Linked DNA regions of Mus musculus: region 1 is linked to region 2. Evidence: chromatin contacts called from ENCODE Hi-C or POLR2A ChIA-PET data. All regions are on one chromosome and are shown on one strand. The core of a region is the stretch at or near the end of the contact, and the rest is flanking DNA. Distances in the headings are between cores, read along the strand shown. Region 1 holds the start of Tmem65 (transmembrane protein 65). Region 2 holds the start of Atad2 (ATPase family, AAA domain containing 2).

Region 1 (3,984 bases), core at 873-3,372, 690 kb before region 2:
GACCTCTCTTTGTTTCTCAGTCAATAGAACCCATCCTTAGAGGAGGTGTCATGTGCACTTCATAACCTGGTAACCTTTGTTCTATCTGTATGACCAAAAGCACACCAGATCCTAGGCCCTTAAGCTAAACAGCCCATCTTCATGGTCGAGGTCACATGAACTTTACACATTAGTTTCAGTGTAGCTTTAAGCTTTATTGTGCAGGTGGGATTGGGATAATTGTTACCAAGAAACTTTTCCAAAATTGTACTTTATTTAAATAAGTCTAAAATAAACTGGTCTGGTGTCAGACTCCAGAAGTCTGAATCAGCACCAGCTGACTGCTGGCTGAGCTGAGGCTCTGGTAGTTCATTTCCCTGCTGCTGTAGAGCTTGCAGGACCCTCCCCCCCCCCCCCCCCCCCGCTCCCACAACACACACACACACACTGTACATGAAGCTGGATTTGGCCACAGTCCAAATCTGGTGCTTGGGACTTGGAAGAGTCCTGAAGGGTTTCTGGTTGTCATTCCAGCTCAGAAGGCTGTAGAAGGGAACAGTGGTGTCAGTGGAGGGCAGCAGTAGGAACAAAGGTGGACACGTTCTCTGGTAAGAATTGAAGGCAGTGTAAAGAAGCAATATGGGAATTTCAGAGTTTCGAGGAGTCCTCTTCTTCTCTAGGCCACCCGGCAGAAGGTGCCACCCACTCTAGGGGAGGGTCTCCCCCCCCCCCCCAGTTAGCCTCCCCCCCCCCGTCCCCCCTCCCGTTCACTCTTGAGGACATTAATTTTAACTGAAGGGTTTATAAAAGTACAGCTGATTGGACTCTCCGACATACTTTAAATCATCTCTGGATTACTTATAATAACCAATACAGTGTAGGTGCACGGAAATAGTTGTTACACTGTTCCATTAACGGAATAATGAGAAAGTCTGCAGATACATCTTTTTTTTCCAAGTACTTTTGGTCTGAGGTTCATTGCATTTGCAAGTTCAAAACCACAGCTGTGGGACTGGCTGTGCTGTCTTACGTGCTTATAGCACATTCACTTCATGCAAGGTTCTGAGCTGCAGCAGTGGTTACGATAAGGAGGGGATTTGGATCTTGATTACACTTGAGTAGATTTATCGTCTAAGCAGATTTATTTTTCTAAGATAGGGTGCCTAAGTGTCCTCAGATAGGTTCAGATAAAGCAGTGATCTTCCTTACAAAGAAGGGAACGTTTCATGAAGGAGGTGACATTTGACCCTGGCCTTGCAAATATCTAGGATCTGGGCAAGAGGGATGAGTCTCTCCTCCGCGTGGCACCAAAAGAGGGACATAAATCCCCAGAGACCATTCGATAAAGGTTTATGACATTCTCGCCCTGGCTCCAGAGTTGACAATCTCCAAGTAAACAGCTGTCGGGTCAGGGAAGAGTATTCTCCTCCCCAAATCTTAAGTCTCAGCCTCACACCCTCCTCTTTTTGGGACGGGTTGAGCCGGCCCTGCCGCCTTCCCCAGGGTGCTGCCAGAGAGGGCGTTTCAGCGCCGCACTGTCTGGCCTCGGTGGGCACTCTCTGGCTTGGCGAAGGGTGCGGCTCTTTGTGCTTCATGTCCCGCAGGCCTGGGCTGGGTGCGGTGACCCCACGAGGCTCTTATCCATCCGGCTGCTCCTCCAGGGCCGTCCGAACTCCAGATTTAGGACGGTGCTTCGGAGAGCAGTGCGGGAGCTGCACCACCCCGCCGGGCATCCAGCCCTGAACTCTATTTTGCTGCTCTCTGCCGTGCATTTAACACAGGCGGATGCCGTCTGACGGGGTAAGCACCCCTTCCTTTCCTTGCCACGCAAAGGAGTGGGTGGAGACTCCAGGATGAGCTCCCTCCCAAGCGGCTATGCGCCTGCGTGGCCCCGCCCAGTCCCCGCCCAGTCCCTGCCGCCCCGCCCTCCTATCCCGGGCTCCGCCGCTAGGGGTGGCGGCTGCGGCTCGGGCCTGATTGTCACGGCGCGGTTGCTTTGAGGGCGCAGCAGCCCTACCGAGTGAGGCCGGCGTGAGGCCAGAGGGTGGGAAAGCGGTCGGCGGCGGAGGGCGGCGCCGGAGGAGGGCGGCGCGCGGTGACTCATCCCTCTGGAAGATCAGACACGCTCGCCGAGCTCGCCCGCGCCGCCGCTCCTCATCCGGGAGGCGCCCGCCCGCCCGCACCGCCCGCCCGCTCCGAGCTCCCGGCCCGGCCGCGGCGCAGAAAGTTTTCCCGGGCTCACGGCCTGCGGGAAGCGGAGCGGGCACGGCTGGGAGGCGGTCGCCGCGCGGGCCCGCCGAGTGCATGGTGTCGGGCGCCCGGGCCGCGCGTCAGGAGGACCCGGGGCGGGGCCGGGCTGAGCCCAGCTCCTGAGCCTCTGTCCAGCTGCGCCCCGAAGCCGTCTTCCCTTGGGACCGCTGCGGGGGTCGCGCTCCAGCGCCATGTCCCGGCTGCTGCCGCTGCTGGGGAGCCGGACGGCGCGCAGCCTGAGGCCCGGCCCTGCCGCCGCGCCCCGCCTGCCGTCCTGGTGCTGCTGCGGCCGGGGACTGCTGGCGCTCGGGGTTCCCGGCGGTCCCCGGCTTCTGGGCACACACCCCAAGAAGGAGCCCATGGAGGCGCTGAACACGGCGCAGGGCGCGCGCGACTTCATCTACAGCCTGCACTCCACGGAGAGGAGCTGCTTGCTCAAAGAGCTGCACCGCTTCGAGTCCATTGCCATCGCACAAGGTAAGCGGGTGGGGCCGCCTGGGAAGACCTACTTCTCAGACCCCTGTCGCCTCCCCACACTCTGCCCCGCTCCTGGCACGGCCGAAAGGGGAAACTTTCCACCTTCCGAGTGTCCCCAAGACAGGACACGAGCGGATCGTGCCAGGTAGTTAGGGCCGAGCTTGGCTGGTGCCTCCCTGGCCGTGGAATTTCGGAGCTTCATCCTGAAATGTCAGCTGCCTCTCAGGGTTGTGTTTTGGTTTGTCCTGTGCCTCCTCTCTCCAGCCCTCCATTCCCTAAGCCTTTGGTGTCTTCCTGAGACCGTGTACCCATGCAGGTGGCATGCCCTGCCTGGTCTAAGAAAGTGCCAGGAACTGGGCAGGCAGCCGGAAACTTTCTTGAAGGTGTGTGGATGTCCCCTCCCAAGATGCTCTTGGTTTGTTATATTGCTTCTCACATTTGGTTGTGAAATGGCCCAAGGAAAGATTGTATCGAGCCAGCAACTGAGTGTGTACTGGAAGTCTGGAGATTCAAATTGAACTCCAGAGTTTGTTTCCTTGGAGTTTGAAAGAATGAAGTGAGTTTTTGGGTGGTTGGGGCTAAGAAATCTGTGACTTGAAAATGAAAAGCACACTTCTACTTAAAAATAATTGGGAAAGGATGAAAGGAAAGCTATTTTTAAACAGACACGTTAAGATAGGATATTTTTAAAACAAGTGCGGAATGTGGTAGGTCAGAATTTGAGTGTATGTGAAAAGGCATTGAAAAGATGCAAAGACTACAATGGATTCAGTCTTTAAAGTTTTTTTTTTCTTGCTATGTAAATTCTGTTGTATACACAAAAACACAGCTACTCTTTATGTGACATTTGGATGTGTTAGGAAGTTTTTAAATAGTTGAAGTTGGTAATATAAAGTATTATGTAAACATTCTGTAAGTTCTGAAGTATAGAACACTTCAGCACTGATTCGGAACGTGGCTTTCAGGCATCTTGAAAGGTTGCATTTGGCCTGTGCACGGGAGGAAAGCAAGCTCTTGCCTGATATTAGATTACCTTTACAACTTAAGAGACTTTTTATTGGTTGTATCCTTTACTACTCTGATTTTTTTTTTCTCCCCAGTTTAGGGGATTGTGAGCCACTATAAAGTAATGGATAATTTCAGGCATTGCTTACCCACAACACTTTTTCAGGAAAATGCAGTATTCCAATCAATTCAGTTAGTAAATCACAACATTACAGAAAATCATAACCGAAAACTAGCATACCTTTAGTCTATGTGTGGCTTAAAAAGACTCAA
Region 2 (3,905 bases), core at 219-2,718:
TATTTATTTATTTTTAATGCCAAATGGCCTCTGTATCAATTAAGAATGACAGAGGTGATTTATCTGTTACGTAGACAGCCACCCTGGGCTACTCCATGGTGATCTTGATGGCTTTGTTTGGGGCAGAGGTTGTCAGTCTTCCACCACCAGCTGCCACAGAGGGTCCTATCATCGGCCTTATGTCAGACCCAGAAGGTCTGAGAGATTTTTCTGCGGAGGAGGAATTCTGGGGAGCTGAGGTACCTTTGCAAGGCAGGGTAGAGCAGTCAACCCGTGTCCACAGTTTGGACTGGGCTCTGGCAGTGGGTGAGGGATGGGGTAGTTCTTTGCCAAGTGGCCAGTTAGCATCTGGGAAGCAGGTCCAGGTGGAGTCTGTTACTGCTCATCTTCCTCAGCTGAGGCTAGCAGAGCTGGTATTGTCTGCCGGGGGAAGCCATTTTCATGAAACACCTTAAAATGTCAGTCAGAAGCCGGGCGTGGTGGCACACGCCTTTAATCCCAGCACTTGGGAGGCAGAGACAGGCAGATTTCTGAGTTCGAGGCCAAGCCTGGTCTACAGAGTGAGTTCCAGGACAGCCAGGGTTATACAGAGAAACCCTGTCCCGAAAAACAAAACAAAACAAAAAAAAAATAAATAAATAAGTAAATAAATAAAATAAAAATGTCAGTCAGCAGATCTCTTTGAGGGGTTTGAGAGCCATCATATAATCTATTATGTATACCCCTAATTAAAAAAAAAATGTTGCATTTAATTACTTTTTTTACGCTTAACCTTGACAAAATAGACACAGCAAAAGCTTGTCTCTGTAAATGAATTACATTTGTACCTAGCACGACTACAAACCATTCTGAGCACAGGAAAGAATTTGATCATTTATAAGGTGACTGGCCATTAACTTTATGTCGTAATTACTTTACAAGTTAGCTTTTTTTTTTTTTAATCCCGGGTAAGTTTATATGACTCATTCTATCCCAATAGCTGTTGCCAGTTCTTTTAGCTGTCTTTAAGGACCATTATATTTTCTTTCTTTCGTGCAGTTTATTTTTGTTAGTTCATCAATAAAAACCTCTTCAAGTCTCAAAGTCAAACCTATCGGAGGCAAAGTGCTTGGTTTAAGGACCTTTTTTTTCTGGCGTTTGAAGCCTAGATGGCGGGAAGCCGCCGGCAGGGAGCCAAAGGGCCCTTCCGCCTCCACGCGCCAAAATTCCAAACAAGACGCTGCACCGCTCTCTCCGTCTCCTTCCACTGAGGGCGGAGAGCCGGAACTACAGCTGGAAGAACGACGTCGCAAATTCCTGTGAGGGGGCTCGACGCGGTTCGCTGGCGCCTCGGTTCGCGTCGGCTCCGGTTCCCGCGCTCTTCGGATTGGAGGAGAATTTCGGGTTCGTCGATCTGGGGGTGGGGTCAGGAGGCGTGGCCGGCGGCGGAGGGATTCGGCGCGCGTACGCTGCGGCCGCTGGGCGCGCAGTTTGTGGCGCCAGAATTCAGAGCGCGTGAGCGCCTGAGCAGCCTCCTCCGGAGCCAGGTTCTCCACTTCCCCCGCCTCGGGTTCCGGCTTCTGCAAGCGGGGCACCATGGTGGTCCTCCGCAGCAGCCTGGAGCTGCACAGTCGCTCCACCACCTCCTCGGCCACCGACTCTCTGGACCTGTCCAGTGAGTTCCTCAGCCTGCAGGACAGCGGCGGGAGGCGGCCCAGATTGCGCCGAGCCGGGAGGAAATCGACGGCGTCCAAGGCGGCGGGCGTGAGTACCGACCTAGGGCGGGGAGCTTTGGGCCCCGGGTTGGAGACGCGCGCCCCGCTCTGGGGTAGTGGGCTGTCGTGGACCAGCGAGGTGGAAGGTTCTGGAAAGACAGAACTGGCTGGAAGCGGGCAGAGCAAGTTGGTCGCCACCTCTTTCTACGCAAGAGGAAACCTAGAGCCGAAGCGCTGCGTAGGGCCGAGCGGAGGAGCTTTGGGCCGACCTTGTGCTCCCCCCATCACCTCCTTCCCGGTTCCTTCCCCGGGTCGCGTCAGTCAGGGGAGTGCGAACCCCCTGACTGCTGGAGCGCGTGCACGGGAGCATCTTGAGTTGTGGGCCCAGACAGTAAAGAGTCCACTGACCTCCATGTACGGTCCAGGGAGGTTCCATCGTGAGACTCAAGCGAAGTAAAATATCAGGTTGCATAATATGGAGGGACGAACGGCGACATTGCGTGGTTGCACTTTAAGTCTCTTGACAAGCCTTAGAGGACCTTCTGGTTGGTGGTTATCGGTGTGACAGATGAAGACATGGGCTCCAGAAAGGTAAACAGAGAGTGGTAGACAGTTCTGGAATTGGAACTTCGGTTTTTTGTGCCTCCCACAGCTTTCCTTTTCTGGCAGCTTCATGCTGCATTTACAGTCTCTGTAGTGGGAGGTTTGCAAATGCTTCTTGCCCATCACTGGGACCAGTGCGGAGAGATTACACATCGCCCGGCTTCGGCGGTGGTGGAAGGGGGACAGCGGGGACAGCGTTCACCAAAAAGGTTGAGGTTGAGGAAGAAACACTAAAGTTTCCGAAACCGGTAGTGATGGTCCGGTTGCAGTGAGGGAGTAGGAAAACAGACGCGTAGCTGGTCAGGAGACTGGAAGTCTGATCAGGAGCGCTGCGCTGGGAGTGACACAGCAGTGTCCACTTAGTTCAGACAACCCTAATCTTGTATTGGCACTATATAAAGTGAATCACTTGTAGACAGACGTAGCTTCCTTGGGGACTGGGATGAAACAGTCTTCGTTTGTTTGCTTTGTTTTGGTTTGGTTTTTTTTTTTTTTTTTTTTTTTTTTTTTTTTTTTTTGAGACAGGGTTTCTCTGTGTAGCCCTGGCTGTCCTGGAACTCACTTTGTAGACCAGGCTGGCCTCGAACTCAGAAATCCGCTTGCTTCTGCCTCCTGAGTGCTGGTATCAAAGGCGTGCGTCACCACACCCGGCTTATATTTTTGAAATGAAGTCCTCCCTTCTATAAATCAAGGTATTTTTGTAGAGCTTCTAATTAGAGGCTAATTAGGGGTGTTATATCGGATTTTCCTCAAGGACGACAGATTCATATTACAAAACACCATCTATACCAAGCATAAAATAGCTTTGTATTTGAAAAGTTTTATAAACTGGGGGCTTTATATTTAGTCCCATGTAAGTAAAAATGTATGTTTCAAAAACTTAACTCTCAGCCAGGCGTGGTGGCGCACGCCTTTAATGAGGCCAGCCTGGTCTACAGAGTGAGTTCCAGGTCAGCCAGGGCTACACAGAAAAACCCTGTCTCCAAAATCAAAAAACAAAAAAACTTAACTCTCTGCTTACCCTAGTCTTTGAATATTTCTTAATTTCCAGTCACATATTTTTCAACAGATGGTAGAGATACAGATACAGATGGTACTTTGGATGGTAAAATTTATTCACTTTAAATTCATTATTGTGATTTTTCTTGGTTTAATGTTGGAGACAGACCTTAAATTCTGAAGGTATGGAGAGGGACCCATAACTACAATGTACCTTGTTTTAGTTTTGAAGGCAGTTCTGTCATTTCGACTTCAACAGGTTCTCATCTGCACTGACTAGATTTTTTTTTTTTATGTGGTAGTGGACCCTTAAGTTACCAATGTGTAGTGTTTGGTGAGTCATCACCCTCGTTACATTTTCTGGACAAACATGGAAATGACATGGAACACTACTTATTTATTGAGCCTGTTTATCAGTGTACATCTGGAGTCCACATCCCCTTTGTAGAAGATTTCTGGACTTCGCACACTTTCTTGAAGCCCATTCTATGGATGTACTTTTTTTTTTTTTTTTTTGGTTTGGTTTTTTGAGACAGGGTTTCTCTGTGTAGCCTGTCCTGGAACTCACTTTGTAGACCAGGCTGGCATATGACAGACATATGCAACCTT

The links. A loop is a pair of places that touch in the nucleus more often than their neighbours do. ChIA-PET counts read pairs that join two places held with the same protein, here RNA polymerase II (POLR2A).
Region 1: a loop to region 2 is called in a map of heart, with 1.9 times the contacts of the local background. The contact joins the promoter of Tmem65 here to the promoter of Atad2 in region 2. A Hi-C loop is called at or near these places in 1 of 37 maps with a recorded cell type or tissue (heart). POLR2A ChIA-PET finds 5 or more read pairs at or near these places in 1 of 5 experiments (Patski).

What each region holds. Positions count from the first base shown.
Region 1 is chr15:58,821,565-58,825,548 of GRCm38, reverse strand. It overlaps Tmem65 (transmembrane protein 65), which reads left to right and starts at 2,122. Exons shown (of 7, transcript NM_175212.4): 1 at 2,122-2,706. The coding sequence starts at 2,421.
Region 2 is chr15:58,132,645-58,136,549 of GRCm38, reverse strand. It overlaps Atad2 (ATPase family, AAA domain containing 2), which reads left to right and starts at 1,468. Exons shown (of 28, transcript NM_027435.2): 1 at 1,468-1,743. The coding sequence starts at 1,576.